2 separate regions of the Homo sapiens genome follow, and region 1 is linked to region 2. A link is a contact called in ENCODE POLR2A ChIA-PET data. All regions are on one chromosome and are shown on one strand. Each heading gives the region's core, a stretch centred on a gene start or an enhancer-like site at or near the end of the contact. The rest is flanking DNA. Distances are from core to core; before and after follow the strand shown.

What was found. ChIA-PET counts read pairs that join two places held with the same protein, here RNA polymerase II (POLR2A).
Region 1: POLR2A ChIA-PET joins it to region 2 with 10 read pairs in activated T-cell. The contact joins two enhancer-like sites. POLR2A ChIA-PET finds 5 or more read pairs at or near these places in 3 of 52 experiments (activated CD4-positive, alpha-beta T cell, activated T-cell and naive thymus-derived CD4-positive, alpha-beta T cell).

Annotation. Positions count from the first base shown.
Region 1 is chr11:48,170,494-48,174,587 of GRCh38, reverse strand. It overlaps PTPRJ (protein tyrosine phosphatase receptor type J), which reads right to left. Exons shown (of 25, transcript NM_002843.4): 25 at 3,749-4,094. Among named protein-coding and RNA genes, the nearest start is that of OR4B1, 44 kb to the left of the region's middle. Within about 2 kb of position 1,552, at least 4 of the 41 ENCODE cell types and tissues checked have a DNase peak (open chromatin) inside an H3K27ac peak, as active enhancers do.
Region 2 is chr11:48,050,736-48,054,817 of GRCh38, reverse strand. The region is part of intron 1 of PTPRJ (protein tyrosine phosphatase receptor type J); the gene reads right to left. Among named protein-coding and RNA genes, the nearest start is that of MIR3161, 44 kb to the left of the region's middle. RefSeq lists a silencer at 2,187-2,481 and enhancers at 2,950-3,449, 3,450-3,951. Within about 2 kb of position 2,362, at least 14 of the 41 ENCODE cell types and tissues checked have a DNase peak (open chromatin) inside an H3K27ac peak, as active enhancers do.

The DNA.
Region 1 (4,094 bases), core at 303-2,802, 120 kb before region 2:
TTTGCTAAAAATACAAAAAAATTAGCCAGGCATGGTGGCACATGCCTATAGTCCCAGGTACTTGGGAGGCTGAGACAGAAGAATTGCTTGAACCCGGAAGGCAGAGGTTGCAGTGAGCCAAGATCATACCATCGCACTCCAGCCTGGGTGACAAGAGCGAAACTCTGTCTCAAAAAAAAAAAAAGCAAGTTTCATTAGCCAGGTGTGGTGGCACGCACCTGTAGTCCCAGCTACTCAGGAGGCTGAGGTGAGAGGATCACTTGAGTCCAGGAGTCTGAGGCTACGGTGAGCCATTACAGTGCCACTGCACTGCAGCCTGCATGACAGAGTGAGACCTCGTCTCTAAAAATAAAAATTTTTAATTTTAAAAAAGAAGCAAGTTTCAAAAAATTGAGCACAGAACCAACTTAAAAGGTTAGCAGCCAGGATAGTGGTTAGCTTTGCCAGGGTGTGGCTGAAAGGGGGCACCAAGGTGGCTTATGGCATGCTGGTCGTATATACTTTTTAATTTGGGTGCTGGTTATATGGGTGTGTTCATTTTTGGACAATTATTCAAACAGCCAACCTATGATTAGTGCATTTTTCTGTCTGTATTACGCTTCAGTAGAAATATTACTCAAAGAAATATGTTAATCTTAAAAAGAAATATGAACATGTTTGATTCCAGTTTTGCAAAAAGATGAAAGCAAATACATGAAGATGAAGATGTATGCATGTGTGCACATATGGGGGGTGTGTGTGTGTGGTGTTTGTGAGAATTCTAAAGGTTACAGAATTATTTACAGTAAAATGTTAACAGTGGTATTTCCTATGTGGTGGGATATATTAGCCCATATTAGTTATCTCTTGCTGTGTAACAAATTATCCCAAAACAGAGCAGTTTGAAACAGTAAACATTTATCATCTCAGATGCTTTCTGCAAGTCAGGGAGTCTGGGTAGGTTCTGGCTTGGGGTCTCCCAGGAGGCTGCAGTCAAGCTGTCGGCCAGGGCTACTGTCATCCAAAGGCTGACCTGAGAATCTGCTTCCAGGCCCACTCATGTAGCTGTTGGCAGGAGGTTCAGAAGAAGCCCACCACGTGGGCCTCTCTCAAGGCTGCTCAGAACATGCCAGCTGGTTTTGGAGAGAGTGCCGTGGGAGGGGGGCTGGAGGGAGAGAGACAGCGAGAGAGAAACTGCACAGTTTTATCTCAGAAGTGGGATGCCATCACCTCTCTGCAATCTACCAGTCACACAGACCAACCCTGCTACAGTGGAGGAGGGGCTACACAAAAATGTGAATACCAGGCGGGAGGATTATTGGGGGACATCTTGTTGAATGGTGACAACATAGGATTTTTTTATTTTCCTTCTTTTCCTAAATTTTTTTACCATGAACATATTATCTAACAAATTATACGGAAAGCTGCCAGCTGCTGGCAAGGGCGCTTCCTTCGCCCTGTTGCTGGTTTTTAGCCTTGCCTTACGGACCTCCTGGTTTCTTTTCCAATCCTATGTGCTCCACTGCCCTGCCACAGCCTAGCCAAGGATTGCTTCCACAGCCCAGTTCTCTGCCGCCATCTAGTGGCATCATCCAAAACTGCTGGCCCCAACAGGGGCCCACTACTCACCTTTTGGGTCAGGAGGCTTCACCTGCCTGCAGGAATGTAAAGCCCAGGCTCTCATGTTGGAGGCCCCAGAGATCTGCCACGTTCAGCCCCAAATAGAGCTGTGAAACCCCAGAAGGGATGGGATGGCTATCAGAACTTGGAAGCTTGGCCGGGCGTCGTGGCTCACGCCTGTAATCCCAGCACTTTGGGAGGCCGAGGCGGGCGGATCACAAGGTCAGGAGATGGAGACCATCCTGGCTAACACGGTGAAACCCCATCTCTACTAAAAATACAAAAAAATTAGCCGGGCATGGTGGCGGGCGCCTGTAATCCCAGCTACTAGGGAGGCTGAGGCAGGAGAATGGCGTGAACCTGGGAGGCGGAGCTTGCAGTGAGCCAAGATCGTGCCACTGCACTCCAGCCTGGGTGACAGAGCGAGACTCTGTCTCCAAAAAAAAAAAAAAAAAAAAAAAAAGAATTTTGTAACTTGACTAGTAAATTTAAAACTATACTGTAGCTTCACTTTTTTGAGGCAAGGAGGGAAAAGTGCTAAGTTTTAAACTAGTTACTCTTAAGTACTCCATATTCATTGGGAGAAGTTAGAAACTATAAACAGGTGAATATAAAAATAAAATCCACTCCTAATCCCACTATTATATTATTCTAGAGTTGTGTTTCTTTTCTTCTATGCACTTATTTAATTCTTATTGGGATTGTTCTCTGTTTATAGTTCTATGAATTTGTTTTCTCACTTAAGCTTTACATTTTATAAAACCACAGGTGATCATTCGGTTTTTCTTTCCCACAATATCTCAATTCCTAGGCTATACCTGGGTAAGGTAGTTTTTATCAAACTAAGTGCTAGGAGCAGAGAATGCTGTGCTATTTTGCAGGGTAGCCTAGTTTGGTTTGTTTTTTTTTTAAGTATGCAGATAACAGGTCAGCAATACAGTGTCTCCCTGCCTCCTCTAAACCAACACTGTGGGCAGAAAAGTTCTGGGACAACTTTGGCCTGAATCAAAACAGGAAGATGATGGATACTTTATCCGCAGCCCAAGCGCTGTCCCTAAGCAGAAAGCCCAGGAGAGCTAACTATATCATAACACACCCCCAACCAACTGGGTATCCATCCACCTGCAGGCTCATACCTCCAACCTTCTGGGAACACACACAATCTTAAGACACACAGCCACTTCCTCCAAGCCTCCTCTTCACTAAATTGCCCTGAATATGTGTTACAGGCTGAACTGGGTCCCTTCCAAAACTCATATGGTCAAGTCCTAACCCCCACTAAAACAGAATTTGACTACATTTGGAGTGTCTTTGAAGAGGTAATTAAGGTAAAATTAGGTCAATAGGGTGGGCCCTGATCCAGTATGACTCGTGTCCTTATAAGATTAGCCGGGAGCGGTGGCTCACGCCTGTAATCCCAGCACTTTGGGAGGACAAGGCGGGTGGATCACGAGGTCAGGAGTTCGACACCAGCCTGACCAACATGGTGAAACCCTGTCTCTATTAAAAATACAAAAAAATTAGCTGGGTGTGGTGGCAGGCACCTGTAGTCCCAACTACTCGGGAGGTTGAGGCAGGAGAATCGCTTGAGCCCGAGAAGCAGAGGTTGCAGTGAGCCAAGATCATGCCACTGCACTCCAGCCTGGGCGACAGAACAAGGCTCCATCTCAAAAAAAAAAAAAAAAGAAGGAGATTAGGACACAGACAAGCAGAGGGAAGACCATGTGGAGGCATGGGGAGAAGACAGCCATCTGCAAGCTACGAAGAGAGGCGCCTGAAGGCTGGGGCAGGAGAACTGCTTGAACCCAGGAGGCAGAGGTTGCAGTGAGCTGAGATCACGCCTCTGCACTCCACTCTGAGCAACAGAGTGAGACTCTGTCTCAAAAAAAGAAAAAAAAAAAAGGCCTCACAGGAAACCAACCCTGCCCACATCTGGATTTCAGCCACCAAAATTGTAGGAAGTAAATCTCTGCTGTTTAAACCACCAGTTGGTGGTACTTGTTACAACAGCCCTAGAAAACTAAAACAATCCGGAAATCCCAAAGAGAAATGTGTTTTTGTTAAGGATGCCCAAGTAAAATGCAGGCCAGTAAACTGCTTGGCACATTGTAAGAAGGAAAAAAGAAGAAAGAAAGAAGCAAAGGCATAATGCATTGACATTTTTTTATATTTGGTATTTGTAAGTCTTTAAAAAAATGTTTTCAGGCCATTTTTTCCTTAAAAAAAAAAAAAGCAACCAACAGCAATACTCTGTACAAGTATAACAAACATTAGAAATATGCATCATTCCAAAATAGTTACAGGAAAATTACAGTTTAGAGTCCACATCAACACATCCTATTTGTATGTGCCCCCAAGGGAGAAAAAGCTACAGTATGTTAAACACACAGCTGCTACACAGTAGTCTGAAAACCCAGGACTTAAAACTTTTGAGGCAAATCAACAACAGTCACCAAGACTTGTTTAGCTCAATAAGTACAATCAAGCATTTCAAA
Region 2 (4,082 bases), core at 1,113-3,612:
GAAAGAAAGGAAAAAAATGAGGAAATTAACACTCAGAGGAGTTAAATAACTTGTTCTCATATAAAACAGACTCCGTGGTAGGACAGAATTAAAACCTACTCTAACTTACAGCTCATGCTCAACTTTTTTTCATAAAAGGGAATCCCGGGGGCCACACTGTGAGAGGCCTGGCGTACATCAGGGACTACAAGTCCGTGGGCAAGACCACAGAGAGGGCAAACAAGCGGTGAAATGAAATGAGACAGGAATCAGAAGATGATGTGCTTCTAACTAGGTGGGCAAGTCACTTCACCTTTCCAAGTCTGTTTCCTCACCTGAGAGATGGAGCCAATCTAAGAAGATAACGCAGACAAACTACTTGGCACATAAGAGGAGCTAAGATGTCATTTCTCTCAATGTGACTTCTTACAAACATAGACAAGATGACCTCTCCTTCATAGAGTTTCTGTGAGAGCAGAGGGCCTGAAGGGCAGAAACTTCCTGGTAAACTCTAATTTGCTATATAAGAGGTTGCACAATGGGGCCCCCTGTCCAAGTCTAGCCCCAGACATGTTTTGTTTGGCCATATATATTTTGTGAACTAGGGCCGGGCGCCATGGCTCACGCCTGTAATCCCAGCACTTTGGGAGGCCAAGGCGGGCAAATCACCTGAGGTCAGGTGTTCAAGACCAGCCTGGCCAACATGGTGAAACCCCCATCTCAACTAAATATACAAAAATTAGCCAGGCGTGGTGGCAGGCACCTGTAATCCCAGCTACTCGGGAGGCTGAGCCAGGAGAACTACTTGAACCTAGAAGGCAGAGGCTGCAGTGAGCTGAGATCATGCCACTGCACTCCAGACTGGGCGACAAGAGTGAAACTTCGTCTCAAAAAAAAAAAAAAAAAAAGAACGAGGTGCCAGAATTTAAACAACAGAATATTTCTCATAAAAATATAATTTCCTGGCCAGGCACGGTGGCTCATGCCTGTAATCCCAGCCCTTTGGGAGGTCAAGGTGGGCGGATCATGAGGTCAGGAGTTCGACACCAGCCTGGCCAACATGGTGAAACCCTGCCTCTACTAAAAGTACAAAAATTATCCAGGCATGGTGGCACACACCTGTAATCCCAGCTGCTTGGGAGGCTGAGGCAGGAGAAGCGCTTGAACCTGGGAGGCAGAGGTTGCAATGAGCCAAGATCACACCACTGCACTCCAGCCTGGGCAACACAGCAAGACTGTCTCTCAAAAATATATATATATAGTTTTATATATATATAAATTATATATATAAAATATATAATATTATATTTGACCTCTCCTTCAGAGTTTCCGTGAAGTTATATATATATTTTATATATATTTTTTATATATTATATATAATATATAGTATATAATATATAATATATATTTTATACATATATATTTATATATATTATATATCATATATTTTTATATATATTTTATATATATTATATTTTTATATATTTATATATAATATATAATATATTAATATATAATATATATTATATATTTATATATTTTATATATTTTTATATATTTATATATTTATATAATATATTATATATATTATATAAATATATTATATATAATATATTTAATATATTATATATAATATATTTATATATTTTTATATATATTTATATATTTTTATATATATAATATATATTTATTTTTATATATTTATATATTTATATATAATATATTTTATATATATTATATAAATTTTTTATATTTCCTGCTTCTGTTGGAGGGGAAAAAAAAAAACAATATCTGGAAACACAGAGCCACATTCTCACATGACAGTAAGGGCTGGCGATGAGTGGTGGCCACCTTTCAGAGGACATGACCCCTCCAACTCCACACCAGGGTCCTCAGCATGCTTCCCTCATCTCTGTGGCTGCCAGGCCCCTAGCGGCTGGTGGCCCACGTACTGCATAGTGAGGTGGTGGAGAGGGCACAGCTGCTCAGCCATTACTAGTTTCTCCATTTCTGCCAAGTGTTTATTGCACTGTAAGATTTTTGGTACTACTTCCCTGTTACCCAGGGATGCATGAAGGACATGTATTAATGGCGGTAAGGTAGGGTCAGCCCTTTTGGGCAAATAAGCTTGACACTCCCCCAAGCTCTTCTCTGTACCCTGCGTTTATCTGTCCCATCCTTTGAGATCTGGTTTCCCACTGATTAAGTTGCTCCCCTTAAAAGTATCAATGAAGAAACACAAACCCATGAGATCTCTGGTCTCGCCTGGCTTCAGAGGCACCCCCAACCACCCAGAGAGCAAAAGCCTTTGTCAAGCAAGGTGGAAATGCCTGCCCTGCTTTCACAGCTCTGGCACTAACCCAAGGCTGGAATGTTGAGGGCCTGCATTCCAGGCTAAAGCAAGGAGCGGGTGAGGCCACCCCTGGGCTCCAGAGGATGTCCAGGATCTCCTGAAGTCCTGGCAAGGAAAAGATCTTGATTAACGAGGGAGAGGCAATGCCTGCTGCAAGGGAACCACACTTGCACATTTCAAGAGCCTGAAAAGCATCCATCTATGCTCCCAGCACAAACTCACAGTTGAATCATGCCTCTACTATGTTCACAGACCAAACATACACACTGAGCTGGATGTCACTGTAGACGGGCTAGCTCACATCTTTCCAAAAATTCTAAATTTAGCCCCATCCTGACGGGATCCAGGGGTAAACCTACAGGCAATTCTAGACACTAGAAAGAAAGTGCAGAAGAAGACAAAACTCTGCCCTCAAGAAGCTTAGACACTTCACCTTCATACTGGGTTAAGCACCATCGCCATCATCATCATCATCGATCTTTATTGTCACTATCATCACTGTTACCAAGGCACTAACGTTCACCAAGTGTTCACTGTGTCCCAGGTTGCATTTGATTCTCGTTACATTCAGATATGACTATCATCTGCCTATGCAACACGAGAAACCTGAGGCTTAGCAAAGTTAAAGTAATTTGCTCAAAGTCATAGAAGAAGCTAGAATTCAAACCCAGGAAGTCTGACTCCTGAACTCATGCTCAAAATGCCAGAGAAGTATCATTTTCTGATTTTCAGATGAGGGAGCTGAGCCCCAAAAAGTTTATGTAATTTGTTTAAAAACTAGGTAGAGGTCTCACTCCCAAGCCCACAGGGCTGATGTGAAGAGTAAAGGAAGCCAGTTATGCAATGCCCTGAGGTCAGTGGCTGGCTTATAGTAAGCAGTCAACTGCTCTTAGTTATCATTAACATAATGATTCTGATGTCCAGATGAGACCCACCCCACTGTGACCTGGAAAACCTCTCTGAACACCAGGAGTAGGTTTTTCCACATCACATTTAATCAGCACAATCAGCAAAAGAATCATTTTCCTATGCCATGGGTGGGGGGAAAAGCATGATCAAGTGACTTCCTCTAAATAAAAAACAGAAAACACGGCCAGGTGCAATGGCTCACGCCTGTAATGCCAGCACTTCGGCAGGCCGAGGTGAGCAGATCACTTGGGCCCAGGAGTTCGACACCAGCCTGAGCAGCATGGCAAAACCCTGACTTTACCAAAAATACAAAAATTAGCCAGGCGTGGTGGTGCGCACCTGTAATCCCAGCTACTCAGGAGGCAAGGCAGGAGAATCGCTTGAATCCGGGAGGCAGAGGTTGCAGTAAGCCAAGATCGCATCATTGCACTCCAGCCTGGGTGGCAGAGCGAGATTCCATCTCAAAAAAAAAAAAAAAAAAAAAAAAAAAAAGTCATCAGTTAACTGGCTATCACCTCTGAAAAGTACTATATTAGTCCTGACTGGAAGACAGAAATATTCACCAGACGCCTTGGCAAAACAGCTCTGTTAGGGTTACCAAAACTGGCAAGTGAGCTATTTCCTAGAAACCAGCCACTCCCATGAGATGTATAAAACATAAGACCACTAGGACACCCCCTAAAAGCTGCCTGCTACAGAAAGAGGCACAGTGCACCTCGGCTCAGACATGTGTTGCTGAAAAAGTATGCCTAAAGGGGTGTTGTAAATTGAACCCAATTCATGGCGTAACAGGAGGGAGCTGTGTTTTACAGAATCCATGCAACAGAGTTATCTAATTTTA